2 separate regions of the Homo sapiens genome follow, and region 2 is linked to region 1. A link is an interaction called in ENCODE POLR2A ChIA-PET data of the cell type or tissue named here. Cell type or tissue: MCF 10A. All regions are shown on one strand. Each heading gives the region's core, and the rest is flanking DNA. Links, peaks and the distances in the headings are about the cores only. Region 1 has its middle 9.2 kb from the start of TBC1D22A-DT. Region 2 overlaps LOC105373075 (a long non-coding RNA gene).

Region 1 (13,331 bases), core at 1,498-9,497:
GAATGGTAAAAGATAAATTCAGGAGGGTGGTTGCCTATAGGTACAGGTGGGGACTGTGAACAGGAAGGAATTCATTCATAGCGGATCAATTGTGCTATTATGCTTTGTTTCCTAAGGCAGATGGGCTATATTCAGGTGTTGGTTATATTCTTTATGAGTTTTTACATGTATAAAATGTTTCATAATACATTAAAATATAGTTATTGAGTTTGAACTGTGCTATGCACTGAGCTACATTGAACTACATGATAAGGCAAACAAAAGTGCAGCAGGCCAGGCACAGTGGCTCACACCTATAATACCAGTACTTTGGGAGGCTGAGGCGAGAGGATCACTTGAGACCAGGAGATCAACACTAGCCTGGGCAACATAGGGAGACCCCATCTCTGTGAAACTTTTTTTTTTTTCTTTTAGCCAGTCATGGTGGTAAACACTCTTAGTCCTAGCTACTTAGGAGACTGAGGCAGGAGGATCACTTGAGCCCAGAAGTTCAAGGCAGCAGTGAGCTAGGATCACACAACTGCACTCCAGCCTAGAAAACAGTGAGACCCTGCCTCAAAAAAACAAACAAAAAAAAATTGGGATAGTATTTCAGGATGGCTGGATTTGCAATGCCATTTGGGTTCCTCGGGAAGTGTTTTCTGCTTTCTTTGCTTTCAGATGGCCTGCTCCGGGCTTAGAATATCTCTCACAGGACCTTACTGAGTGAGCTGCCACACTCCCACTTGGTGGGTTCTGCCTCCTAAGTTTCCTGGTGCTGTACCGTCCATAGGCACCGAGCCTGTGCCCCAAAGTAAAAAGCTGACTGTTCTATCTGTATTGGTTTCCTAAGGCTGCTGTTGGCAGAATGCTGCAGACTTAGCGGCTGAAAACAATACACATTTACCCTCCTACAATCCTGGAGGTCAGAAGTCCAAAGTCTTAGCACTTCACTGCACTAAACTCAAAGCGTCAGCAAGGCTGCCCCCTTCTGGAGGTTCTAGGGGAGAGTCAGTTTCTTACCTTTTTCAGCTTCTAGAGGCCACTTAACATTCCTTGGCCGACACTCCTTCCTCTGTCTGGAAAGCAGATCACTCTAATCTCTACTGCCATCATCACATCATCTTCTCTCCTTCCGATTCCTCCTAGATCCCTCTGACCTCACGTCAGGCCCACTGGATAATCCGGTCCAGGCTGATCTCCCCATCACCCGGCCCTTAGCTCAATCACACCTGCAAACTCCCTTTGGCCATTTAAGGTAACATTTGCAGGTCCCAGGATTAAGTCCTGGTATATCTTCAGGGGTTCATTATTCAGCCTACCACAATAATAGACGGCATATAGCAAAGGTCCCCAGTTTCACACCGCGAGAGGCAGGCGTCGTCTTCACTGCCCCCTTCCCCAACTCCTTTCAGCCATTTTTATATTACAGGGACTAGCAACGTGCCATTTCCTGACACTAAGTCAGGATGAGTTAGGGTGCTGTTGGTTGCAAGAATGACAAAGTTCAGCTCAAATTAGCTTATACTACAAAGGGAATTAGTTGGTTAATGAAAAAGCCCAGAAGTAGCTCAGAAGGTTTGGAGAAGGGCTGATACAGCAGCTCAACAATGACCCAAGGGGCCTGTCTCCTTCTGTCAGTCTCTTAAGTCTTTGCCAAGGACAACTTCCCCTTGAGGTCACAGGATGCCTCTGTTGGGCCCCTGGGATCATGTGCTTACCTCTAGTCAGGATGCTAGAGAGCAGAAATACTGTGAACTAGTATCAGTCCCCGGGAAGGGAGCACTATACATTGCTTACCAATTCCAGGAGAGCACACTTAAACACCTCACCAATTTCTGCTGAGTTTCCTAAGACTGCCAGGAGGCTTTGCACAAACCCAGCAGCCAGAGTTCTGCAAGGGTTCTTGACTCTGGCAGGGGCTCAAAGCTGACCTAGCTGCTGCAGCTGTCATACCTCCACCCTCTGTATTCTTTTTTTTTTTGGGACGGCGTCTCACTCTGTCACCCAGGCTGGAGTGCAGTGGCGCAATCTTGGCTCACTGCAAGCACCACCTCCCAGGTTCACGCCATTCTCCTACCTTGGCCTCCCAAGTAGCTGGGACTACAGGCGCCCGCCACCACGCCCGGCTAATTTTTTGTATTTTTAGTAGAGACAGGTTTTCACCATGTTAGCCAGGATGGTCTTGATCTCCTGACCTCGTGATCCACCCACCTCAGCCTCCCAAAGTGCCGGGATTACAGGCGTGAGCCACCGCGCCTGGCCTACCCACTGCATTCTTAATGTCTAGTCTGGTAAAACAGAACACCTGCAAAACACGTCAGACAAAGCAACTTTATTATTCACAGAGAGGCCCCAAACATCAACCCAAGCCTAGGATCCATGGCGAGCCAGTCCACCAGCAATCAGGAAAGCTACCCAGGGCACTAGAGTGTTGTCTGCAGGTGCCCCCACTTCACACCACAGCTGAGGGGCGTGAAAAGCACACTCTACTCTGGGTTCTCTACCCCAAATGCAACTGGGTCCACTGGGCTACAGCATTGCAGGACATCCTGATCTAGGGGAGATGAGCACAAAGCCTGAGCTGTTCGGGACAGTTCCACCTTATCTCAGGATGTTGCAACCTCTGTATATTCTGCCCAAAAATTCTAAGCAAGAGGGGGAAGAGCTGGGTCATCCAGTGTCATTTGGGGACCTGTCACCTGGCAGATGCTCCATTGTAGCTGGCAATGAGAGTCAATCCTTCCAAATTTTGTGGCTGCTGCCCAACAAGGGAGGGTTAGAATCCCAATATCCAGGAACAATCCCAATATCCACTACAACACCAAAGGCCATGTTGAGAGAAACTGGTGGATTTGACAACTTAAAATGTTTACTTGTTTGTCAAAAAAAATGTTTTAATTGGACAAAATATATGTGCTATGTCTGACAAAGGGTTAATATATGGGAATCTTACAAATAAGGAAGTAGAAAACCACAATAGGAAATGGGTATGATTGTTTAAACCAAGTATATATTTTTCAAGCTTATCTTAAACTATAAATAAATCAAAGAATATGTTTTCAAAAGAAATACAGCTCTCTAGCTCCTGCTCTCAACATGTGACATGCCTGTTCCCGCTTCACCTTCCACCATGAGTAAAAGCTCCCTGAGGCCTCACCAGAAACCTAGCAGAGACCAACACGACACTTCCTGTACATCCTGCACAACCATGAGCCAATTCAACCTCTTTTCTTTATAAATTACCCGTCCTCAGGTATTCCTTTATAAACACCGCAAAAGTAGCCTAACACAGAAAACTGGTACCAAGAAGCAGGGCATTGCTGTAAAGACACCTTAAGAGTAATGACCTAGGGTAACTGGCAGAAGAAATTTCTAAGTAGCAAAGCATTCAAGAGGTGGCCTGCCTGCTTGTCACAGCCAATGATCATATATTGGAGCAAAGGAAAGTTGGAGCTCATATTTAAAAGGGAAGCAGAGCATGAAATTTTGGAAAATTTGCAGCCTGGCCATGTGGCAGGGAAAGAATCCAAGCAGGCTGGGGAGCAACCATTAGCTAGAGAGATTATCATCACTAAAAGGGAGCCAAGTGCTAATATCCAAGACAATGGAACAAAGGCCTCAAAGGCATTTGGGAGATCTTGGAGACAGCCCCTCCCATGACAGGCCCAGAGGCCTAGGAGGAAAGAATGGTTTGAGGGGCCAGGCCCAGGACACTCCTCAGCCTATGGACACTGCTCCCCACATACCAGCTGCTGCAGCTCCGCCTGTAGCTCAAAGGCCCCAGGTATAGCTTGGGCCACCACTCTGGAGAATACAAGCCATAAGCCTTGGTGGCTTCCATGTGGTGTTAAACCTGTGGGCACACAGAATGCAGGAATAAAGGTGGCAGCTTCCACCTAGATTTCAGAGGATGTATGAGAAAGCCTGAGTGCCCAGGCAGAAGCCTGCTGCAGGGGCAGAGCCCCCACAGAGAACCTCCACCAGGGACAGAGCCCCCACAGAGAACCTCCGCCAGGGGCAGAGCCCCCACAGAGAACCTCCGCCAGGGGCAGAGCCCCCACAGAGAACCTCTACCAGGGCAGAGCCCCCACAGAGAACCTCTACCAGGGGCAGAGCCCCCACAGAGAACCTCTACCAGGGCAGTATGGAGGGGAAATGTGGGGTTGGAGGCCCACACACAGTTCACAGTAGTGAACTCCACTGCCTAGTGGAGCTGTGGGAAGGGGACTGCACCCTCCAGACCCAAGAATGGTAGCGCCACCAGCAGCTGCACCTACACCTGGAGAAGCTGCAGGCACTCCACCCCAACCCATAGAGCAGCCACAGAAGCAGGACTGCCCAAGGCCTTGGGACGCCACCCCTTGCACCAGGATCCAGGATGTGGAGTCAAGGATTATGTTGGAGCTTTAGGATTTTTTATTTTATTTTATTTTATTTTTTTGAGACAGAGTCTTACTCTGTTGCCCAGGCTGGAGTGCAGTGGCATGATCTCAGCTCACTGCAACCTCTGCCTCTCAGGTTCAAGTGATTCTCCTGCCTCAGCCTCCCAAGTAGCTAGGATTGCAGGCACGCGCCACCATGCCCGGCCAGCATTGGGATTACAGGCAGGAGCCGCCCAAATGCTTTCTTAGATGCAAAAAAAGAAAAAAAAAATTAAAAAGACACCCCCACCCCCCAAAAATTGATCAATTATTTTCACATCCAGGAAAAACAACAAATGCAAATCCAAATGCTTTGAAGAATAAGACTGATTTTCGGAGGCTTTCAGGGTAGACAGAGGAGGGCCATTATGCCACGGCTCATGCAAACAAGCCTCCTAAATGCACCCTGGAGATGCATCGCACCCTTCACAGCCACCATCAGCCCCTTCCATCACCTTTGATCCTCTGCCATGCTCCTGCAGACCTCCTGCCCAGACCTCACCTGCAGGCCTCTCAGTCCCTTTCCCGTGTGCATCTGCAACCCTCTCCACCTCTCAAGCTCAGCAAATTCCAGCATCCTCAGCATCCTCCTCATCCCCCCTCACCAGATGCCCAGCGGTGGGGAGGGAGGGGGTGGCAGTGGGGGTGGGGAGGGGATGGCGCACACAGTGGGTATCATGATTTGTATTTTAAAGATGAGAAAGTAGGGGCTTCAAGAGGCAAAGTCCCCCAGCTAGAGTGAAGGGAACAGGGTTTGGAGTCCAGCTGCTGACCCCACAGCCCACTCACTGTCCAGTTCACCTTGCCGGGCCCTGGCCACAGTCCCACTGCTAATCGGAAACACAACCAGCTGTGGCATTTCCTCCCATGGTCCTTTGCAGCACGTGGTCCCCACCCCCTTGGCAAACGTGCAGGAGCCACAGTCGGCCGTGACTCATGGACAGTCCAACCCAAAGTGACTCAGGCAGGATAGAGAGAGGACAGCAGACATCAGAGGGAGCCCAGACTGGCCGTCTGCAAGCTGCATCCTGGCCTCATGTCTCCTGTGACTGATCACACTCTGCTGTAAACACGGCCAGCCCCCGTTTTCCCACCTGTAAAATGGAGATGAGGACACCTGCCCTGTGTGTTTCCCAGAGTCATGATGGGAATCCCCTGAGACAAAGGACTGGAAGGCAGTTTGTAAACCAAAATCTCTGAGCAAATATGACACCGCAGAGTAGGGAGTGAGTCTGTAAGTGACGTGAAGCCTGGCCTGGAGTGGCAACCGGAAGGCCCTATGGCCCCATGGTGCTGTGTCATCCCTGGACTTCCCGCAGCTGCTAGAGTGAAGGAAGGAGCTGGTCTGTCACTTAACACCAGAAGAGAAAGTGGCCCGGAGAGCAGGCATCTCCCAGATATCTGACTGGGCCAGATATCTGACTGCTAGGAACTGGGGACACAGACCTGGGAACTCTGTGCCCTTATGACATCAGAGCCTGGCGGCCAGGATGGAAAGTGTGTTGCGGCCCCAGCCTGAATGGCACTTTTGGGTGGACATAGACCCAGAGGTGCATGGCGTGGGGAGGCTGGCACTAAAGGGCCTGCCCATGTGGCATCCCAGGCATGGACATCCTGAGGGTGAGGGGAGAAGGCAGGCAAGGTGCTGGCACCACACTTCTGCTGGGATTGTGCACGGTTTGGCATCCTGGTTCCAAGCTGAGCCCCCTGCAGTTGCAGAAGGCCACTTTGGTGGGGAGGGGACACTCCTGGGTTCTGGTGGCATGGCCTGCCTGGCACAGTGTGGCACTGGATGGAAAGAGAGACTGGGGGGAGTGGTCTCTTATTTTGAGACACTGCAAACACCTCGTTTCTCTGGGCCTCAATCCTAAGAGCCTGCGGGTCAGGCCGAGTGGTAAGGTGGATGAACCCCTGACTTTGGAACCAGACAGACATGGATTTCAATCCTGCTGTGCAAATCTGGGCAGCCTTCTCAGCTGAGCCTGTTTCCTCACCTGCTGGCAGAGGGCTCAATGCAATCGGGCATGAACCTGGGCACATGACAGAATCCAGCCAGGGCTAACTGCTGTTTATAGTACTGACGCTTAGCGATCCAAACAAAAATAAAATTCAGGAATCTGGCCCTGTAGGGTCTGTACTGGCCACTCGGCATCATCCTCCCACTTCCTGACCACCTTCGGATGACACTGGTTCTTCCAAAGGAGGGATGGTGGCTGCCCACCCAGGTGTCCTGGGGACACTGCAAGGGGTGGGGAGACATGCCATTCTGGAGGAGTTAAGCTCGCTGGCAATGGATCCAAAGGCAGCCCCTCCCCCCTACTCCCCTACGCAAGGGACCAAGCCACAGCTGGCATGAAGTGATGCCCTATGGCACCTTCCAAGGAACTCCTGCCACATCTCCATCCCCTCTGTCACTGTGGAGAAGGACCCATCCTCACTGAAGCAGAGGCTCCCAGGGGCGTGGGGCAGGACTTGCGGGAAGCAAGAGCGGGGCCTGGGGATGGGGGTGGGGGAGGCATGGGACCCAGTGTTGGGCCCAGGGGCGCTAGGGGCCTGAGGGGCAGGGGGCAGGGCTAGAGGGGTGAGGGGCTGTGCTAAGCCAGGGAGCCCTCAAGGGCCACACGTTGGTGTGGTAACCCCTGTGTGTATCTGCTGGAGCAGGCTCAGTCCTCTGGTTACCCCGGCTTCCCACACCCCTCTCCCTTCACACGTTTTGACCCCTAGGCAGCGTCTCCACTTGGGAAGGCCCAAGGCCCAAACTTAAAGTGTTCCTGGTGCCTGACCCCAAGTCTCTTGTTTTAGGATTGGGGAAACTGAGGTCCCGAGAAGCAAGGCATTTGTGGTGTTTTGCAGGGGGAGATCCCCTGGTCTCTCCTCTTTCCATCCAGTGCCACACTGTGCCAAGCAGGCTGTGCCAGCAGAACCCAGGAGCATTCCCTCCCCATCAGAGTGGCCCCTCTACAACTGCAGGGGGCTCAGCTTGGAGCCAGGACCTCCCATGTCTCCTGGTGGGGAAGGTGAGAGCAGCCTTCCCGAGGGAAAAACGCCTGGCCCTAGCCCATGTGGACCTCCAGGACGCCGGGACCTTCCCACGGGAGGGGCAGTGCTGTGCAGGCCACCCGCCCTTGCCACAGCAGTCACTACCATCTCTAGATGGCACAGAGAGAAGCAAGGGCTGCAGCCACCTGCAGCCTTTCACCAAGAATAAGCTGTGGCCAGAACTAATGGGCACATAGGCTGCTTGGAATGGTGCCTGGTCAATAAGAATGCATCCATGTTTGACATGAGATGCCTGCACAGTGTTCTGGGAGCCCCAAGGGAGCCCAGCCTCAGCCGCCTGCAAAGAAATCCCCCAGATCCTTGATCACCACGTCCCTCTTGGTGTCCCTAGCAAAGGGCAGCCATGGAGCCCAAGACCGGACACCTCCCCACTGTGAGTGTCAAGCAATGTGTGGAGGGTGTTGGTCAGCGGAGGACAAAGCCCAGGCCAACTGAGACAGGCAAGAGAGGGGGTCTCCAGCAGGGGGACCATCATCCAGGCACCCTCCCAGCTGCCAGGGCCGGGTCCTCACACCGCCTGCCATGCCTGCTCTGCTCTGTCCTTGGCTCTGCGAGTCCCTGCAGCAGGCTGTGTCCCAAACCAGCACCTCTCCTTCATCCCCATCACTCTGGCTATGGGAATTTCCAGTAGGTCATAGCCCCCCGCCTTCCCCACCGAGCTTCCCGGGGTCCTCACTTGGTCATTGATGACATACTTGGCAAGTGCACTGGATGTAACCTGAGGGAAGTGGGGAGATAGGGCTCCAGGGCCTGGAACCCTCTTGATCCTTCCTGGGCCTTCCCCCAGCTCTGTTGCCAGAAGGCAGAGTCAAGCCAGCGGACTGCAATGGTCTGCAAAGGGTCAGGCCCTCACTGTGGCAGGGGTCATTCCCAAAGGAGGAGGCTTTGCCCCCAGATGGGCCACATTGTTTAGAAATGTTGATGGCAATTCTAGGAAAAGCAGCTCCACTTAGGAGGGCCCAAGGTTCTCGTGTATACTGTTCCCAGTGCGCAGTGTGATTTGGTATGGCGTGGGAAGCAGGGAGCAGGGAAAGTGGCCTGGGTAAGTCCCAGCCCCTCTCTGGGTCTCACCTTCCCCCTGTGTCAGAGGGAGATAACTGCCACTGTCCTGCCCCTCTCCCAGGATTCTTCTAAAGATCAAGGGAGAAGGGAGGGAGCCTGAGGAGGAGAGGAAGGAGGAAGAAGAGCTGGAGAAGGAGGGAGGAGGAAGGAGGAAGCAGGGGAGAGGGAGGCTGAACGGGAGCTGATGACCTTTTGGTTTAAGCCTCAGCGGAGCAGCTGAACCCTGAAGAGGACTCGTGGCTCTTAGCCCAGGATTCATTCCCAGAGCTGTCAGAGCTGGGCGACACCCCCATGTCCTAGCAGGGGCAGCTATCAGGCACCAGGCCAAGGCCAGGGGTGCGTGGCAGACTGGGCACCTGTTGGGGCCTGGTGGAGTGCGTGCCACGCCCTCCCCGCCCTGCCCCATTTCCTCGTTTCCTCGTTCACTCCTGTCAGCCACTGACCCCAGACACTCTTCCATGGCTGCTGGCCTCGGCCATGCCTGGAATTGGACCTGCCAGGCATCCTGCCCATGGCACAGCGGGGCTGTTAGAGCCAAGAGAGGGGGCCCTGGTCCCCTGCTGGCCTCTCCCCATGGCCCTCCCCAATGACTGCTGCCCAGCACCTCCCATCGTAAAACATTCTGCTCAAGAGCCATCAGGGGCTGCCTGTGTCTGTGGGAAACGGCGGACTCCTCACTCTGGTACCCAAGGCCTCTCCAGGTTGGGGGCTCCTCTTTTGCCACTGCCCAGTACTCTGTCCCTCAACACACTCCAGCGTGTCTGTTGCTGGTGCCCTCTGCCTGGGAGCCGTCCCTCACCCTGCACCCTCACTCACTGAAATCACTGCATGCTTTGAGGCCCAGGCAAACACCTCACCCCACGCCCAGCTCCAGACTTCCAGCCCCCAGATTCCAGGGCCTGCTACCTCCTGTGGGCCCCTCCCTGAGTATAAACTGACATTGTCTTTGGGGAACTTGGCCTTTCCCCTCCACTCCCATGGGGAGCTCCTACAGGGCAGAATCACCACCCACACGGGCTCTAGTGGGCACAGACAATGGGCTGGGGAGTGCTAGCAGCTGAAGGATTCAGGGACTTGTTAAGGGACTAGGCGTTGTTTCTCCCATGCAGGAAGATGCCTGAAGCCTCCTTTCCTCATGCCATCCACCCACGGCAGGAGTGCCAGCCTCCTGACGCCCTGCCCCCATGACCCTAGCCCCATACCATGCTGGATGCCACTGGACGCCTGGGAAAGCCCCTGACGCACATCCTGAGAGTTAGTTTCCCCAGAGCTGGCCCACGCCTCTTCTCCCTTCATCCCCTGCAAGGCAGTTACCCCAGAGCTGCCCCACGCCTCTTCTCCCTTCATCTCCGGGGCACCCCTGCGAGTCAGTTTCCCCAGAGCTGCCCCACGCCTCCTCTCCCTTCATCCCCTGCAAGGCAGTTACCCCAGAGCTGCCCCACGCCTCCTCTCCCTTCATCTCTGGGGCACCCCTCTGAGTCACAAGCCTCATATCACCCACTGGAAATCTGGAAATGCCACATGCAGCCAAAGAGCTGGCCAAGGGTCAGTTGGCCCCAATTCCATGTGACATGGACACATCCCAGCCCCCTCTCTGAGCATCACCTTCCCATCTGTAAAATGAGGTAATCAGCACTGTCCTGCATGCCTAGGAGGGTTCTTCTAAAGATCAGATGAGACGATACATGGGAAAGTGCTATAGGGAGATGCAAGTATCCCACAAATGTCTGGGATCCGTATTGAATGGGGGAGAAGGCTGGGTGACTCCACACGCAGCTCTAGGAACTTCTCTGAGACCAGCCTGCAAGACCTGTTGGGTGAGACCTCCAGCACAGAGGTCCTCCGTGAAGGCTTGAGGAATCTGTTTTCACAACCCCTAAGCCTCATTGCACTTCTCCACCGCAATGCACAACACAAAATATTTCCTTCGGGTGACATCCTGCAGCTTGCCCTGCAGACTTCCTGCCCTGGCTGTCAGCCGCCAGCCAGCCCTGATTCGGAGACTGTTTACCCCCGAGTGGATGATGGCAGCCTGGCCAAGGAGCATCCGGTGAACATCTTCCTGTGGATCTGAGTTAACACTGTGACTCGCAGACAGGCCACTTCAGGCTGTTTCTTTACTGGAAGAGGAAGATTAAAGCATGGAACTTTTTTTCCTTCATGAGATAAAGCAAGCTCTGTGTACCTCAAAACTTGGCCCTTCCTCCATGTTGCTCCCAGGGAAGTCACAAAACGTACAGAGAAAGCAGCAGGCAGTCGGCTGTGTCTGTGGGAAACGGCGGACTCAGGATGTGCCCAAGGAGCCTTGGAGTATGAGAGCAGGTGGGCACCTTAGATTCCTGCCTCCAATACTCCCATTTTGTGGGTGGGCAAACTGAGGCCTAGAAACTAGCAATATATTTAAGACAGAGCTAGACTCAGCCCTAGCTCCCCTGACTCCCCAGCCAATGCTGTTTCTGTCACCCCTCCACTCTTGACGGTAAGCAGCCCCCGGTGGGGAGGAAGGAGAGAGGACAGAGGAGATGCTGGGGCGAGAGAGCGGCCACCTTGGGGAGGGAAGGGGGTGAAGGCACAAGCGAAGCAGTGGCCTCTGGGAGGCTCTCCTCTCAGCCCTGGTTCTTGGGAGGCTGTTGCAGGAGCTACAGGGGCAGGTTAGCGGGGCAGTCCCGAGAAAGGCCACCCCACTTCCTACCCCCTAAGCAGTCACTGGCGGCGAAGCCCAGCTGCTTGGTCCCTGACCGCTGAGACCCAGGCTTCCCTTTGAATGTGGGAGGGATTTGGGTGGGGAAGCACGTTCTAGGTCCCATCGTCACCAGGACAGACACTGAGAGACACCTGGCTTCCTACCACCCCCAAGTGTGCTTTCAGGGCAAGCTGGGGGCAGCAATGGGATGGGAATGGCACAAGGTCCCTGGTTGGCCAGTGAAGCAGCCTGACCACAGAGGTCCCTCAGCTCCCTGCCAGGGTTCTCTCCTGGCACCAGGTGCCCACCTATACAAGAGGCCACTCCGTCGAGTGGACGGAGGTAGACACCGGCTCTCAGCAGCAGCGACGTCGTACTGGCTCTGTGCTAGGCTCCATCCGGGCATCTGTCTCTCGGCTGTCCTCTGGGGGCTGTGTCCAGTGAGCGGGTGACCACCCAGGCCCAGGTGCAGAGTGGATTCAGGGCCTGGGCCCCTGACCCTGGCTGGAACAGAGCAAGGCAGGTCCCTACTGTATCCCACTGTGCGTCGAAAGGACCACCTGTATCCAGATCCCCTGAGGAGGGTGTGAAAATTGTGGATTCTCACCCCACCCTGCCTCAAACCCAATGAATCAGCATCTCTGAGGGTCTGTGCCTCCCGGCCCCAAATGCTCTCACCCTTGACAAGTGGACAAGCAAGAAGCAAAACTGGGTGCGTCCCCAAGGAAGTGGGCATCCTCACAACCCTTCCTCTCTGTGGAAGAAGATTGCACGTGGAATTTTCTGTATCCCACAAACATCCCTCTGCGGAGAGGCTGGGGCAGATCCACATGCCCCTGGCTCCTGAGCAGCTGCTAATTGGCGCTGCTGTTCTATTTCTGCTCAGGGTCTAAATGAGGTCACCTCCCAGTGCCACCTGAGATGAGCCCAGCAAGGAGAGCTCAGGGCCCAGGGTGCAGCTGGCCTAGCCCATCCCCGGGGAAGGCTGTACAACCTGGAATCGGGACAACTTGAGCAATCCACCTCCTAAAAGTGACAGGTTTCCCGGGACGTGGGACTTGAAGCACTAAACTAGGAAAGTCCAGCAAACCAGGGGGATTTGGTCACCAGAGGCTAGCCCAGGGATGTCTGGGTGTGTCTCCCACTATGGGGAGTGCATGGCAGTCACAGGAGCCCACTTCCCAGAGCCCCAAAACTCAGACCCAGCAGCTTGGTCCTGCCAGGATGGGAAGGAAGCGTGCAGCATAGGGGATGCAGAGTCCAGCAGGGATCCCCTCTGCCCCTTAGCATCAGCCAGACCCTGAGTGGGGAGTACAGCCCTCCAAGTGCCTCTGGCTGCTGCCTGGGGACAGAAGTCCCTCCAGAGGTAGCCCCTGAGGCTTTCTCCCCAGCCTCAGAGAAACATGATCACTGCCACCACCGACTGAACGCCGACAGTACCCCAGATGCTGGGCTCAACAGTCAGCCAGGGCTGCTCGCTCTGATTTTATGAACTAACATTTAATGAGCCCTTATTATGCCAAGCACTTTGCATTTACGATACTATTTAACCTTCATAACATCCCATGAGGTTGGTTTTAGTATCTTCACTTACAGAGGAAGAAACCAAAGCACAGAGAAATCGAGTGATTTCTGGAAGGCGGAGGTTCTCATGGGGGATTTGGCAATGTCTGGGGAACACTTTGGGTTGTCTCTGGGTGAAGGCCAGAGATGCTACTGCACATCCTGCAGTACACAGGACAGTCCCTGCCACCAAGAGTGATGTGGCTCCAAATGTCCACAGTGCCGTCCTAGGAAACCCTGGCCCAAGATCTCACCGCCTTTCCTCGCAGAGTTTGGACTTGAATCTTGAGCTCTCAGCCACTCTGTTCTGCGATCACTATCCTCGTTTCACGTGTGAGAGAAAACGGAGGCTCCAACAGGTGAGGCGAAGGCTCCCAGCGAGCGCAGGTGGAGCTGGGGCTCCACAGGACCACACCTCCCTCTCTCCACCTTCCCTGGGGTGCTGTGAGCCCTGCTTTCCTCCTGCCTGTCTGGCTGGGCCATCTCAGTTTCCTTCATGGGCTCCACCTGAAGCTGTTCTGTTTCTGCTCAGGGTCTAAATGAGGTCACCTGTTCGCTGC
Region 2 (15,704 bases), core at 4,471-12,470, 200 kb after region 1:
AGGTGTTTGTATCATGAGGGCGGACCCCTCATGAACGGCTTGGTGCTTGCGTTAACAGTGAGTTCTGCCTTTATTAGTTCCCGCGAGGGTTGGTTGTTAAAGAGAGCCTGGAACCTCCTTTCCCCCTCTCCTCCCTCCTTCCTCTCTCCATGGGATGCCTGCTACCCTTCCCCTTCTGCTATGAGTGGAAGCTTCCTGAGGCCTCACCAGAAGCAGATGCTGGTGCCACGCTTCTTTGTACCAGCCTGAAGAACTATGAGCCAAATAACCATCTTTTCTTTTCTTTTCTTTCCTTTCCTTTCCTTTTCTTTTCTCTTCTTTTCTTTTCTTTTCCAGACGGAGTTTTGCTCCTGTTGCCCAGGCTGGAGTGCAATGGCGCGATTTCGGCTCACCGCAAACTCTGCCTTCCGGGTTCAAATGATTCTCCTGCCTCAGCCTCCCAAGTAGCTGGGATTACAGGCATGTGCCACCATGCCTGGCTAATTTTGTATGTTTAGTAGAGACAGTTTCTCCATGTTGGTCAGACTGGTCTCGAACTCCTGACCTCAGGTGATCTGCCTGCCTCAGTCTCCCAAAGTGCTGGGATTACAAGTGTGAGCCACTGTGCCTGGCTACCACCTTTTCTTTATAAATTACCTATCCTCGGGTATTTCTTTCTAGCAATGCAGCAAATTAAGACAGGTACCAGCCCCACCATCCATCTCCAGGACTGTCTTGGGCAGGACCTGTGTCACCTCCGCTGGCCTCTGTAATCAGCATCTGCACGGTGGGCCTTGGATTGATGTCACTCTCTCCCTTTAGATTCCCCTCTTGGAAGGAAAGGCACCAAGGGCCTGCCCCCCTCTCTGCTCAGGATCCTCCAGACAGCTGGCCTCCAGGCCACCCACCCTGAGGCTGACCTCCGGCCAGCTGGGGCCCTGCTGCGCCCCCAGGCTCCTCCTCTGTGGTCAGATGGTTTTCACTTCTTTGGCCTGATTCAGGGGCTGGTGGGCGGGGCAGTGGCTCACACTGGGTTCACCTGTTAAAGTGCAGGGGTAGGGGTAGCTCCCCAAAAGGAGAAGCAACAAAGATGGACACACAGCAAAGCTGTGGGCGTGTCTGCCACAGGCCAGTGTCCCTGGATGCCTTGGGTGGGGTGGGGCTGAGGCAGGCAGCCTGCCAGGCCAGAAAGCATGAGGCCCTGGCCCTGGGCTTGTGTCCCTAGGGATGCAGTGAGCACAGACCTCCCTAGAGGGGGGCCTGGCCCGCCAGAAGCCCAGCCCCGGCCCCTGCCACCAGCCTGTCCTTCCTCAATTCCTAGCTCCAGCCAGATCCCCAGAGATGAGCGACCCTGATGACCAGCAAGGGCAGGCCCGCCCTCCTTCATCTCCCTCCTCTCACCCGGCCCAGCCCGGAGGAGGAGTGTGGTGTGAGTGTAGCCGCAAATCCAGTCAGCTCCCCTGGGCTGAAGCCCCAGAAATGCTGCTCCAGGACCCAGGCAGCTCCAGTCTGCCCCACGTGGCTTCCAGGGGCACAGCCCTCGGCACAGAAGGCTGTAGGTGTGGCCTGCAGCACGGGGTGGAGGCTGGGAAGGGCCTGGGGGACCCAAGGGACGGATCAAGGCCTGTTCAGAGCCAGACTCCAACCACCTGCTCCCAAGCCAGCCCTCAGGCCCTGCTCTGCAATGGGTTCGGTTGCCCTGTGTTCGCCTTCCGGGCCCCAGCCCAGGTAGGAGGATGCTGGCACACCTGCTGGCTACAGGCGGCCCTTCCTTCTCCTCAGGCGAGGAGGTGCCCACTCTGAGCTGTGCAGCCGGGAGCCAGGGTGAGCTGAGCCCCCACCTGCTGCCCCAGGGAGACCCTGCCACGTCTCTCTTAGCCTAATTTAGCTGTGCGTGAACCTCCCACCTGCCCTGCACTAGCTGGTCCCTAAGCTCACTGGGGCCACCTTGTGGCTGCTCACGGCCTCGGCCCCGCAAGTTGGGGCCTGATTTCCACACTGGCTGCATTTGTCCTCTGTGGACTTTTGTCCTCTGTGCCACCTTCTTGGGTGGCACCCGCCACATGCTGTGCTGAGCTACTTCTTTTTTTTTTTTTTTTTCTGAGGCGGAGTCTTGCTCTGTCGCCCAGGCTGCAGTGCAATGGCGCTATCTCGGATCACTGCAAGCTCCGCCTCCCGGGTTCACGCCATTCTCCTGCCTCAGCCTCCCGAGTAGCTGGGACTACAGGTGCGCGTCACCACGCCCGGCTAATTTTTTGTATTTTTAGTAGAGACGGAGTTTCACCATGTTGGCCAGGCTGGTCTCGAACTCCTGACCTCATGATCTGCCCGCCTCGGCCTCCCAAAGTGCTGGGATTACAGGCATGAGCCACTGCACCTGGCCTGTGCTGAGCTACTTCTAAACCCCACAGAGGGCCAGGTGTGCTGGCTCACACCTGTAATCCCAACACTTTGGGAGGCCAAGGCGGATCACCTGAGGTCAGGAGATCGAGACCAGCCTGGCCAACATGGTGAAACTCCATCTCTACTAAAAATACAAAAAATTAGCCGGGCATGGTGGCAGGCACCTGCAATCCCAGCTACTCGGGAGGCTGAGGTAGGAGAACCACTTGAACCTGGGGGTGGGAGGTTGCAGTGAGCCGAGATCGTGCCACTGCACTCCAGCCTGGGCGACAGAATGAGACTCAGTCCCCCCGCAAGAAAACGAAACACCATGGGGGAAGACGCACATTTTCATGTATAGGCTCTTCCTGTTTCACGTGAGGAGCATCGCAGGATGCATCTGTTCTGACACGAGGGGCACCAGATCGCTGGAGGCAAAAAGAGGGATCCTGAGAGGCCGTCTGGGAAAGAGAGAACTGAAAGACAGTGACAGCAGTGACGATGGCTCACACCTCCTGTGTGCCGGGCACTGTTCTGGGCACTTTATACGAACCAGTGAAGAGAGTGGCTGTCAGTGTGAGAGGAGCTCTGGGGACACGGGGATGTCTCGCAATGGGGCTCCTTCCTCCACCTCCCCATGAAGCCTTTGGTAGACCACACAGCCTCATGTGCCTTCAGATGAGTTTGTGTGGAAGTGGAGTGTGGGGCATGCAGGCCTGAGGGTGAGGGCAATGCCTGTCCCCTTGGGATCACTTCACCCTCACAGGGATGCTGGAGCAGGCCTGGGATCCCCCCATCACACAGAGGGAATGACCAGGGCTCCCAGAGCCGGAGCACAATGTCCAGGCTGTGGCTGCTGAATGACCCAGGCCCTCTGGGGGGGCTGCTCCACCCGCCATGGCCCTCCCAACCTCCCTTGCTTTCCAAGGTCCACCCAAAGCCCCAGGCCTCTCAAGTCTCCTACATCCCCTCTCCCCCTAAGGTCCCAAAGATTTCCCAAGGTCCCTTAGGCCTCTGGAGGTCCCCCAAGGCTCCTCAGGCCCCCAAGGCCCAAAAGATCCTCCAGAGACCCCTCAAGGCCTTCCCAGGCCCCTCAACGATCCCCAGGGCCCCCCAGGTTCCTTAGGCCCTCCTAAAGCCCCACAAGGTCTCCTAGGTCGCCTAAATTCCCAAGACTTCCCAAGGCCCTATGTGGCCCTCAAGACCCCCAGACCTCCCTGCATCCTCAGCCCTCCATGAGACCCTGTCAGCAGCTGCCTCTTCTGGGATGGCCAGGCTGAAGTCCCCAGGGGTGAATCCACCTGTTCAGCTCCTTGCTTCCTGCCACCAGCTATTGGTCCTGGGCTGACCTATGGTGTGGTGCCTTTGGAATCACGTGACCACCAGGCATCGTCACATGTTGTCAAACATGGCTACCTACACCACCATCATAGAAGAGATGGAAGTGAGTTCTTCTGCAGCACCCCAGAGCCGGCCTGCAGTCAGGAAGGCCTCCCCAGAGGCATCCACGAAGCTGCCTGCCAACCTGGGTGCCCCAGGCATGGGCCCCTCTAAGCCTGCCCTAGGAGGAGAACAGTTTGTGTGACACAGGGGGCGGAGGCTGGGTCTGAATCTTTTTTTTTTTTTTTTTGAAACAGAGTTCGCTGTGTCGCCCAGGCTGGAGTGCAGTGGTGCAATCTCACCTCACTGCAACCTCCGCCTCCCGAGTTCAAGCGATTCTCCTGCCTTAGCCTCTCTAGTAGCTGGGATTGCAGGTGTGCACCATCACGCCTGGCTAATTTTTGTATTTTTTAGCAGAGACGGGGTTTCTCCATATTGGGCAGGCTGGTCTGAACTCCTGACCTCAGGTGATTCGCCCACCTCAGCCTCTCAAAATGCTGGGATTACAAGCGTGAGCCACCGCGCCCAGCTGGGTCTGAATCTTTAACAGTTCCCCTCCGCTCCTGGAGCCCCTCCCACAGCCAGCCCTTGCTCACCAGCGGGGGAACCAACAGCCCCTTCCTCACCCTCCTGGGGGTTGGGGTCTCTCTCCACAATACCAGTGCCGGGACGCATCCCTCGTCTTCTCTGCTCCTTTCCGTTGTCCGGAGGCCTAGGCCCAGTCATCCAGCCAGCCTCCACCCAGCTCCTCTCCCTGCACACAAAGACTGACCCCATCAAGCTGCACTTCCTGAAACACACCCACAAACCAGAAACTCAGCCTCCCCTTTGCCCGCAGGATGCCCATGGGCAAAACTGTCACCAAGAGAAGAGAGGAGGGGCCCAAACCGGCTCTGTCTCTGTGGAGAAAGAGCCTGCCTAGGGCTGGACCCTGGTTGTGTGGCTTCAGGTATGAGTCCCTTCCCCTTCCTAGGCCCCAGTCCCCTCACTGCACACCTAGGGTGATGACATGTCATGGCCCAGGGTTAAGAGCACAGACTGGAGTGGGACTCCCTGGGCTTTACTTCTGGCTCTGCTGCACACTGGCTGTGTGACTCTGAATGAGTAACCTAGCCTCTCTGTGCCCGAGTTTCCTTGTCTGTTAATAGGGATCAAACAGAATATAACATCAAGGTCATTAAGAAGAGTCAGTAAATTAATGTTTATAAAGTATTTATTATTTTTATTTTATTTTATTAATTTTTTTAGATAGAGTCTCACTCTGTCACCCAGGCTGGAGTGCAGTGGTACAATCTCGGCTCACTGCAATCTCTGCCTCCTGGATTCAAGTTGAGTGTCATGCCTCAGCCTACTGAGTAGCTGGGATTACAGGCCCTGCCACCACACCCAGCTAATTTTTTATATTTTTGGTAGAGATAGGGTTTCACCATGTTGGCCAGGCTGATCTCGAACTCCTGACCTCAAGTCATCCGCACGCCTTGCCCTCCCAAAGTGCTGGGGTTACAGGTATGAGCCACTGCGCCCAGCCAGAATTATTATTTTTTTTTCTTGCTGATTTGAGTCCCTTGTAGATTCTGCGTATTAGTCCTTTGTCAGATGCATAGTTTGCAAACATTTTCTCCCATTCTCTAAGTTGTCTGTTTACTTTCATGATTATTTCTTCTGCTGTGTAGAAGCTTTCTAGTTTAAGTAGGTCCTGTTTATTTTTGTTTTTGTTGCATTTGCCTTTGGAGCCTTCGTTATAAATATTTAGCCTAGGCCAATGTCCATAAGAGTTTTTCCTAGGGTTCCTTCTAGAATTTTTATGATTTCAGGACTTAGGTTTAAGTATTTAACCCATTGTGAGTTAATTTTTGTATATGGTGAGAAAGAGGGATCCAGCTCCATTCTTCCACATGTGGCTATCCAATTTTCCCAGCACCATTTATTGAATAGAATGTCATTTCCCCAGTTTATGTTTTTGCATACTTTGTGGAAGATCAGTTGGCTGTAAGTGGCTTTATTTCTGGATTCTCTATTCTGTTCTATTGGTCTATATATCTACCTTGATACAGTGCTTGGTACCAGTAGACACTTCCTTGATACTGTCTTGATTACTACATCCTTATAGTATAATTTGAAGTTGGGTAAGGTGATGCCTCCAGATTTGTTTTTTGCTTGGGATTGCTTTGGCTATTCAGGTTCTTTTTTGATGCCATATGAATTTTAAGGTTGTTTTTTCTAATTCTGTGAAGAATGATGTTGGTATTTTGGTTGGAATTGCAGTGACTCTGTAGATTGCTTTGGGCAGTATGGTTACTTTCACAATATTGATTGTTCTAGTCCACGAACATGGGATGTATTGCCATGTGTTTTTGTCATCTATGATTTCTTTCAGCAGTGTTTTATAGTTCTCTTTGTAGAGATCGCTCACCTCCTTGGTTAAGTATATTCCTAAGCATTTTATTTTTTGTGTCTAGGTACTGTAAAAGGGATTGAGTTCAAACTCCTGACCTCAGGTGATCCATCCGCCCCAGCCTCCCAAAGTGCTGGGATTACAGGCGTGGACCAACCTGGTGAAACTCCATCTCTACTAAAAATACAAAAATTAGCCAGGCATGGTGGCGGGTGCCTGTAATCCGAGCTACTCAGGAGGCAGAGGCAGGAGAACTGCTGAACCTGGGAGGCAGAGGTTGCAGTGAGCCGAGATCGCGCCATTGCACTCCAGCCTGGGCAACAAGAGCGAGACTCCATCTCAAAGGTAAAAAAAAAAAAAAAGGGATTGAGTTCTTGTGATTGTCAGCTTGATCATTGCTGGAGTATGGCAATGCTACTGATTTGTGTACATTGATTTTGTAACTTGAGACTTTACTTAATTTATTTATCAAATCTAGGAGTCTTTTGGAGTAATCTTTGGCGTTTTCTAGGTATAAGATCGTATCGTTGGCAAACAGATATAGTTTGACTTCCTCTTTTCCAATTTGGATGCCCTTTCTTTCTTTCTCTGGCCTGATTTCTCTGGCTAGGACTTACCCTATCAGGTGTTCTTGCCAGGTCCTCACTAGGCCCTGAGTAGACAGAGATGAACCAAAGGAAAATACAACATACCTACAAGTAACCACCTCCCACGGCAGCTTGGGGTCCTGGTTCAAAGGGTTGTTAGAGGCAGGATGGAACATTTATGCCTTGGGTGATCAGGGAAGGGTTCTTGGAGGAGAGGGCATTTAAGCTGGGCATGGGAGCCTGGGCTGGTAGTGACACAGGCACAGGGCACAGAGACCCGTGCAGCCCACTGATCAGCTGATTGATCTGCACGAGACTGAACATGGGTGGGTGCCAAGTCAGCTGGCATCAAGAAGCTGAAACGACTTTGTTATAGAGCTGAGAGCAGATTCTCAAGCCCACTTGGTTTGGTGCCCTGCACATTGCACCTGCCTGGCAACATGACAGGGGTGGCCATGGCACTGGCCATGCTGGGGGCCAGGGAGGGACAGGATGGGCTGGTGACCTCCCGACACAGCTCCTCTCACAAACCTCAGTGGATCCTGAGGTTGGAGGTCCTGACACCAACATGGCACATGAAATAAGACCCTTGGAGGCTGGCCTGCCCCACCCTATGCAGTGCTTCCGAGTTGTCCCCTCTTTAGGCCTCCTGTTCCTGCCAAACCCTGAGGTCCTCAGAAGCCTCTGCTAAGAGCTGACCTGGGAGCCCAGGGCCTGCCTGGGCAGAGACTGTGCCCAGGAGCCAGTGAGCTGCCCTGACTCCTGGGAAGGCAGCCAGCACCTGCACCAGCCTGCCCGGGCGCACCTCTTCCCTCCAGCTAACTCTGGTGCAGCTATCAAGACCCAGCCTGGTTATCACCTCCCATAAGAAGCCTCACTGACCCCTAGGCTGGGCCAGGTCCTCCCATGGGTTCTCCAGCCTTGGGATTTCCCTCTGTTTCAGGGACAGAGCAAGGAGTTATACGTAACAGAAAAAAACAGCTCAGACCAGCTCAAACAGAAAAGGAAATCTATTAACTTCTGTAACATTATGTCCAGGGTATTTTCAGAAAACTTGGATCCAGGGCTCAACGGGGGCCTTTCTTTATGTTGGTTCCATCTCTTGGTGGTTCCAGACCAACAGTCTCCCCTGTCAGCACCCCTGGACAAACCAGAGATTTCCTGTGCCCGATGGTTCTAACAAAAGTTTGAGAACTGGACCTCACTGGCTGTGATTAACCTGGCCGAGGTCACATGTCCATCCCTGAAGCATGAAGGACTGGGGCTAGCTCTGCCTGGGCTATGTGGCCTGAGAGCTGGGGAGGAGAAGAGGTATAGTTAGCAGTCGAAGGGGAAATGGAATTGGCCAGGCAGTAGCACGGCTGTCTACCTCACTGTGGCTGGCTCCCCAGTAGACTGCCTACTGCTCAGGCAGGGACAGTGTTTAAGCCCCATCTGTGCCCCAGCATTGCCCTGCATAAGGCAGCACAGAGTAAGGGCCCTAGCAGACCAGCTTTGGTTAGGTTCCTCAGGGCCTTGCACGTGCTGTTCCCTCTGCCTGGTATAGCCCTGCACTGCACCCCCACCCATTGCCCCCACTTAGTACCACCTCATCCAGGGATCTGGAATTCTAGGAATTCTGATTAGATGCACATTAGACTCACTCATACTCTCCTCCCAGCCTTCTTACCTTTCTTTCATATTTTCTCTCTTCTCATCTTTCTATGTTGCATCCTAGGAAATTTCTTCGTATCTGTGCTCCATTTCACTGATTCTCTCTTTAGCTGTTTAACTCATAGTTTCAACATTTGTATTTTTTCACTTGTAAAAGTATATTTGGTTCTTTTTCAAATCTCTCTGGCCTTTTTTTCTCCAATAGACTCTTTTGCCTTTTTGATCATCTTCCTTATTCCATTAAATCCTCCTTAATCGGCTGGGTGTGGTGGCTCACGCCTGTAATCCCAGCACTTTGGGAAGCTGAGGTGGGCAGATCACCTGAGGTTGGGAGTTTGAGACCAGCCTTACCAACATGGAGAAATGCATCTCTGCAAAAAATACAAAATTAGCTGGGAGTGGTGGTGCATACCTGTAATCCCAGCTACTTTGGAGGCTGAGGCAGGTGAATTTCTTGAACCTGGGAGGCAGAGGTTGCGGTGAGCCGAGATCGTGCCATTGCACTCCAGCCTGGCCAACAGGAGCGAAACTCTGTCTCAAAAACGAACAAACAAATGAACAAAAACAAAAAACTTCTTTAATATAAAGGCAGATTTAGCTGGAATTCCTTAGATGGAATAAGGAAGACAATCAAAAAGGAAAAATTGATAGATGAATAGACTTCATCTATTTCTTTTCTTTTCCCTCCCTCCCTCCCTTCCTTTTTCTTTTTTTCCTGGCAGAGTCTTACTCTGTCTCCCAGGCTAGAGTGCAGTGGCACTATCACAGCTCACTGCCACCTAGACTTCCCAAGCTCAAGTGATCCTCCTACGTCAGCTTCCTGAGTAGCTGGGACTACAGGCATGCTCCACCACATCCGCTAATTTTTGTACATTTTTGTAGAGATGGGGTTTCGCCATGTTGCCCAGGCATGAACTCCTGGGCTCAAGCAATCTGCCCACGTCGGCCTCCCAAAGTGCTGGGATTACAGTTGTGGAGCCACCACGCCTGGCACTTCATTTATTTATTTATTTATTTTATTTATTTATTTTTTTAGACGGAGTCTCGCTTTGTTGCCCAGGCTGGAGTGCAGTGGTGCCATCTCGGCTCACTGCAAGCTCTACCTCCCAGGTTCATGCCATTCTCCTGCCTCAGCCTCCCAAGTAGCTGGGACTACAGGCGCCCGCCACCACACCCGGCTAATTTTTTGTACTTTTAATAGAGACGGGGTTTCACCGTGTTAGCCAGGATGGTCCCAATCTCCTGACCTTGTGATCCGCCCGCCTTGGCCTCCCAAAGTGCTGGGATTACAGGCTCGAGCCACTGCGCCTGGCCGGCACTTCATTTATTTCAAGCAGTTCTCAGGGGTCTAAATCTATTTGTTATTTCTATTGAGTCTCGCCTTATGGTGGCTTGTCTCCTTGGGGTGTGTGTGTGTGTGTGTGTGTGTGTGTGTGTGTGTGTGTGTGTATTTGGTTGTGCTTCATCTGTAGGAATCCTGAAGGCCTAAATTGGGATGCTTTCCTCCAGAAAGAATTTCTGTTTGCCTCTACCATTTTATCACTGACCAGGACCAATTTAATTTAATTTCTTGAGTGGGGATTTTCCCGTCTATGAGGATAGTGTAAATTTAACTTCAGCGCTGCAGGAGAGCAAATGGTTGCAAATCCTCCAGGGACATTATTATTGTTCTTAAATGTTTCCACCTGGAGCTCTGAAGCAGACACCCAGGTTTCCCAGAGGGATCCCTGTCCTGGCAGGCAGATTTGGTTGGAACCACCCTCTCCTTAGGCGGGTAGCCTCCTTTGAGGGTCTCAAGTCGGTGTAGGACTCTTAGGTTCACTACCCCCACTCACCACTCTGCATTTTGCATTACCTAAGGAAAGTGCTTATTGCTCATCTCTGGTTCCAGATAGTTTGCTTTATTTATTGCTTGTTTCTTTTGTGGAAGGAGGGCTTCCTTGTGATCTTGGCAGTGCAATAATGTTATGTCTGTAGACATTTACTTGCAATCAGGTAGCGGATGGCATTTTGGGATATCTGATCACTATGCTGCCAGAAGTCAAGTTGACTCATTAGCTCATTCTGGGAGTTACATCCTTGGCTGCCAACATGGCTCTCACCTTGCTCCAGAGGAGTACTTTGGAGAGAATTCAGGGTGTACATTTTCTGGCTAAGCCATGGAATGGGGCCTGGCCCCTGCTGCTTACTCCTCAGCTCTCATGCCTGTTTCCAAGCTTCAGGGTCCTGCAGCAGTCCCCCTTCCTGGTGACCTCATGGGTTCCTCTGAGGGCAGCCAGTGAGATGCTGCGACTCAGTGCAGCCGGAATGCACAGCAGAAAGAGTGAGGGGGCACCTGTGTGTGTGCTGGTGCACTGGGGTGTGTTGAGGGTGTTGGTAGTGGGAAGAGCCCTAGAATTGTTCAAGCCAGTCATCTGGATTGGACGTTACCTAGAAAACTCCCAGATTTCCTCTCCGTTTTAGGCACCACAGATACAACCTAATGGGCTGCTTTGCAGACGGCCAAAATGAACAGAAACGCCTGAGTGCAACAGAAAGCAATCCCACACCCCCTCGGAGACAGGCCTAAGCTCTGCTTACCCTGAGGGCTCTCCAGCCCTCACACCCTCCTCCTCTCACACTCACTCGTCCCCAGCCCAGCCTTGCTACCTGTGTCCCTGCTTGGGGGGGTCTGTCTCCCTAGGAGATGCTGCCCCCATGAAGGCAGCGCTGGCCTCGACCTCATTCACCCAGGAGTATTTATTTATTTATTTATTTAATTTTTTGAGACGGAGTCTTGCTCTGACGCTGAGGCTGGAGTGCAGTGGCGTGATCTCAGCTCACTGCAAGCTCCACCTCCCGGGTTCACGCCATTCTCCTGCCTCAGCCCCCCAAGTAGCTGGGACTACAGGCACCTGTCATCATGCCTGGCTAATTTTTTGTATTTTTGGTAGAGATGGGGTTTCACCATGTTAGCCAGGATGGTCTCAATCTCCTGACCTTATGATCCACCCGCCTCGGCCTCCCAAAGTGCTGGGATTACAGGTGTGAGCCACCTCACCTGGCCCAGGAGTACTTATTGATCTTCCCTCTGTATTTGACCCTCTGCTCAGTGCCACACAGTGGAAGGAGCTGGTCTTGGCCCTCTGGGGTCATCATTAGGGAGACAGTAATACAGGACAGTGACAGCTGTAATGCATGATGCAGTGGTTGTGGGAACAGATGAGGAGCACCCTAGCCTGCCCAGAGGACAGGGAAGGTGTCAGAGGAGGCAGCATTTGAGCCGCAGCTAGAACACCAAGTCATACGTTGTCAAATGTACAAACTGGGGAAGGGGCCAGTGGGGGATGGGAGATGGGGCTGACTAGTGGGCAGGGCAGACCCAGAAAGGTCCAGAGATGAGGAGCTGCCGGTGACCCTTCAAGAGGGGAACAACCCTCTCGGATGTGTATTTGGGATGATAGATTACTGGGTTCTCTGAGTCTGAACCTCACATTTCTGGAACCTTTATGGCTTTGTAAGAGGGAACTAAAGTATTGTTCTAAAGCTGTTCTTCATGATACCCAGGGTGAGCAGGTAGACTTTCCTGGCTTAGATTAGTGAGAATCACCCCCATTTGCAAAGTGCAGTAGAGTTCACGCAAATGACTTGCACAAGAACCCTTGGCTGGTAAGTAGAGTGCACCAGCTACCTATTGCTGCGTAACAAACACACCATTGAAACAACACTTCGTTATTATTTCTCAGGGTTCTGTGGGTTGGCTGGGCTCAGCTGGGTAGTTCTTCTGCTTGTGGTCTCTCATGCAGTTGCCGTCAGATGGTGGCAGAATGTCCAAGATGACTTATCACTCACATCTCTGCACCCTCAATGTCCTCTGGGTAGCCCCTCTCCATCAGGCTGGTCAGACTTCTTAGGTGGCAGCAGTCTCCTGAGAACGCACAGGCCAAAGCTGCTGGGTCTTGTTAAGTCTCAGGCCTGGAACTGGCACAGTGGCACTTCACTGCATTCTGTTGGTTAATGTGAGGGTTAGGGCCAATCCAGATTCTGTGTGGGAGGGGACTAAACAAGGGTGGAAACACCAGGAGGCATGGTTCCCTGGGGCCACCTTTGGAGATTGGCTGCCACACAGTGAACCTTGCCTTCAGGCTCTGTCTATGTGTCTTAACCACTATGACTCTTCTCCTCTGGAGAGGCCATAGCCACAGCTGGGGGTCTCTGTTTGAGTTACAGTGAGACCCTGCTTCTCTGATTAACTGCTCCTGCAGTCACATTTTTAGTATGTGATGCTCAGAGATAGTCCATGGGATGTCTGTATCAGTTATCTATTGCTGTGTAACAAAACTCCCCCAAATGTAATAGCTTCAAACACAACCATTAATTCTTTCCCGTGAGCCTCCAGGCCCACTGAGTGGCTCTGCTGATCTGAGATGGGCTCACTTCTGAGGTCACTAAGGGTTGGCGACATGGCTCTGCTGTCTTAGCTGGGCTCACATTCCTGGGACCTCAGCTGGGACAGCTGCTCTCGGCTCCATGTGGTCTCTCATCCTCTGGCACACAGGGCTCCTGAAGGGCAGAAGAGCACTTAAGGCCTAGGCTCAGAACTGACATCACTTCTGCCTCACTGTATGGTCAGAACAAATCATAAGGCCATCTGCCAGATTGCAGGGGTGGGGAAATAGCTCCCACCTTCCCATGAGCTGAAATGTCACCTTGCAGAAGGCGTGAAGGCAGGAAGGAGTGGAGCCATTTGTCATCAGCTGCCGTTGTGCCTGTGTGCATTTGAGAGGGGCCCTTCCCAGCAGCAGCCAGCCCACGCCAGGTAGCCGGGCTGGGTGAGCCAGGCTGGGCTGGGTCTCGGGCCCCGTGCAGCCCTCGGTGAACACCTTTATGTGTAGTCTCATGACCCTGTCTGACGCTGATGACTTGACCATGTAGCTGCTTCACACAGACCAGGCCAGCTTGGGAACTGGGAATTAGAAACAAGATTCTCGTTCGCCAGGAGCCGTTCATTTGAACTGGGGAGAGAGCTGAGCCCAGGAGCTCTGGCCGATGACAGGGTGCCTGGAGAAGCAGGCAAAGCAGCTCAGAGAGAGGAAGAAGAAGAAAGGCAGGGGCTAAGGGAGGCCATTTTGAGGGAGAGAGGGAGAAGTCTCCCCACAGCCCCACGGGAGGACTGCCCTCGATCCAGGGGGCTTCCAGCTGCTGGACCCACCCTCGCCTGTCCCGGCCATGTAGCATTTCCTCAGCTCTGTCCATCTAGTGGCATTATTGCTTTAAAAATGAGATGCTTCCTGGGCCATCAGCTCTGCAGAGAGCCACAAAGCTCCTTTTGGGTCCGTGTCAGAATTCTGCTCCCCAGACGGAGATGGCCTCATGGGCTGCTCCAGCACCAGCCTGTGCAATGTGGTCCGTGTGGCCAGAGAGCTGGAGGCTAGGGGCTTGGCATTCCTGGGACCCAGAAGCGGCTAGGAGACTGTCGGGGCCTGCAGCAGCATGGGAGCAGGGGGTAGCAGATGGAGGGTCCAAGTTCTAGGGCAAGCTGAGGCCAGGAGACCTGTCCCTAGCCCCCCACCTGCCAACGCCAGCGGGAGCCAGGACAGCGGGACATGGGTCCTTCAGGGGACAGCAGGCTGGAGGATGAGGAGGCAGAGACTCAGGCTGGAGGCCCTGAGAACCCCTGTCACCAGGCGGCCACATAAGCCACATCATCCCCTCAAGCACCCAGAAACTGGAGAGACGGCAGTGGAGGAGGGGAGGGATCTGGGGTCTGATGTCACAGGGCTGGCCTCGGTTTTTTGTTTTTTGTTTTTTTTTTAGATGGAGTCTCACTCAGAACGCCCAGGCTGGAGTGCAATGGCGTGATCTTGGCTCACTGCAACCTCCTCCTCCCGGGTTCAAGTGATTCTCTGGCCTCAGCCTCCTGAGTAGCTGGGATTACAGGCGCATGCCACCATGCCTGGCTAATTTTTGTGTTTTTAGTAGGGATGGGGTTTCACCATGTTGGTCAGGCTGGTCTCAAACTCCTGACCTCATGATCTGCCCACCTCGGCCTCCCAAAGTGCTGGGATTACAGGCATGAGCCACTGTGCCCAGCTGGGCTGGCCTCGTTTTGTGCCCACTGCCCAGCAGAAGGGGCTCAGGAGGACACTCAGAGGGTTACAGGCAAAGCAGAGAAGCTACACCTTCTCTGGGCATGTGGGGCATAGAGGGAGGTAGAGTTTTTTTGGACCCTGGAAATGTGGGGTCCGTCCCCCTCTTATTTCCCGGAAGAGCCCCAATTTGTTACCATGTCCACACCCCAAAATTAGAGGGGAGATTCTGATTTACACTAAAGCCAAAGCTCTGTCCTGTTGGGCCATGGCCAGGGCATTCACCAAACTCCCCCTCCATGGCCCAGCTCCCGACACCGGGGATGTCTGGCCTCTCTCTGGGGAGATCCCACATTCCCTGCAGTCCACCTCCCATCCAGAAGCTTCTGGAATCCCTCCCTCCTGCCCCAGGTCTGCCTTCCCCTCCACAAGCCTCACCTCCAGTCCTTTCCTTGGAGATGCCATCCCCACCTCCAGGAGCCCACCCAGACGGACCCAGTGAGAAAGGCTGCCTGGCTCTGGGCTTGTCCCGGGAGGCAGAACCTGCCGCATGGACTGGCCCCGACTGCCCTGCTCCGCGGTGAAGGCAGGTAGGACAGGATAGGCATCCCCACCCCTCTCCTCTGGCCTTCGCCTCACTGGCCAGAGAAGAGCCCCTTGCAGGAGTGAACGGGGTGGGAGATGGGGAGAAAGCCCGGCCTGAAGGAGTGGGTGCTGGTGCCTGTCCCACTGCTCTAATTCCTGCTGCTGTCCCCACGCTGATCACAAAAGGACACGATCATATTCACCTGACTGGGGTGCGGGAGCGGGGGCCTCTCGGAGCCCCTTCTCCACACGGGTTGGGGGGCTTCACCCGCCAGTATTGCCACAGTAAAGGGGCCAGGTGTCCACATTTACAGAGGCAGAAACAAAGAGATTCAACCCCCCTCATCACTGCAGGTGGGTGAGCAGTGACTCTCAAATGTTGGAACTGCTGACTATGAGAAAGACAAGAACTCTCGTTATCTCTGAGACTGGCAGCCTGGGGACAGTAGTCCCCTCCTCCACCAAAGAAGCTCCTGGGTGGGACTTTGGGGTAACCCACCTCTTGGCTGGCCAGAGTCATTGTGGGTGGGTTCTGGTGCCCTGTGTGTTATGCTGGGCAGACATCCTTTCAGGATGGAAAGCCGCCTCTTCACCTGTGTCCTCCGGCAACATCTCACCATGGGCCTCTGGTTCTATGCTCAACTGGTCTCCTCCCCGACCCCTGCTCTTCTCCAG

The links. ChIA-PET counts read pairs that join two places held together with the same protein. Peaks named below come from ENCODE experiments on the same cell type or tissue, not always from the same donor. Only the 100,000 strongest peaks of a DNase experiment are listed, where the experiment ranks them.
Region 2: POLR2A ChIA-PET joins it to region 1 with 5 read pairs; 14 of 35 experiments call an interaction of 5 or more read pairs at or near these places.

What each region holds. Positions count from the first base shown.
Region 1 is chr22:46,746,624-46,759,954 of GRCh38, reverse strand. No RefSeq gene overlaps it. Among named protein-coding and RNA genes, the nearest start is that of TBC1D22A-DT, 9.2 kb to the left of the region's middle. RefSeq lists a silencer at 5,629-5,805. In MCF 10A, for the core only: no CTCF peak of the experiment used is centred there; a DNase peak (open chromatin) is centred at 5,354.
Region 2 is chr22:46,549,728-46,565,431 of GRCh38, reverse strand. It overlaps LOC105373075 (a long non-coding RNA gene), which reads right to left. Exons shown (of 2, transcript XR_938316.2): 2 at 11,539-12,362. Among named protein-coding and RNA genes, the nearest start is that of LINC02925, 16 kb to the right of the region's middle. RefSeq lists enhancers at 1,207-1,376, 1,366-1,660, 3,099-3,850, 13,321-13,820, 13,821-14,322 and 1 more and a silencer at 12,966-13,260. In MCF 10A, for the core only: no CTCF peak of the experiment used is centred there; a DNase peak (open chromatin) is centred at 7,481.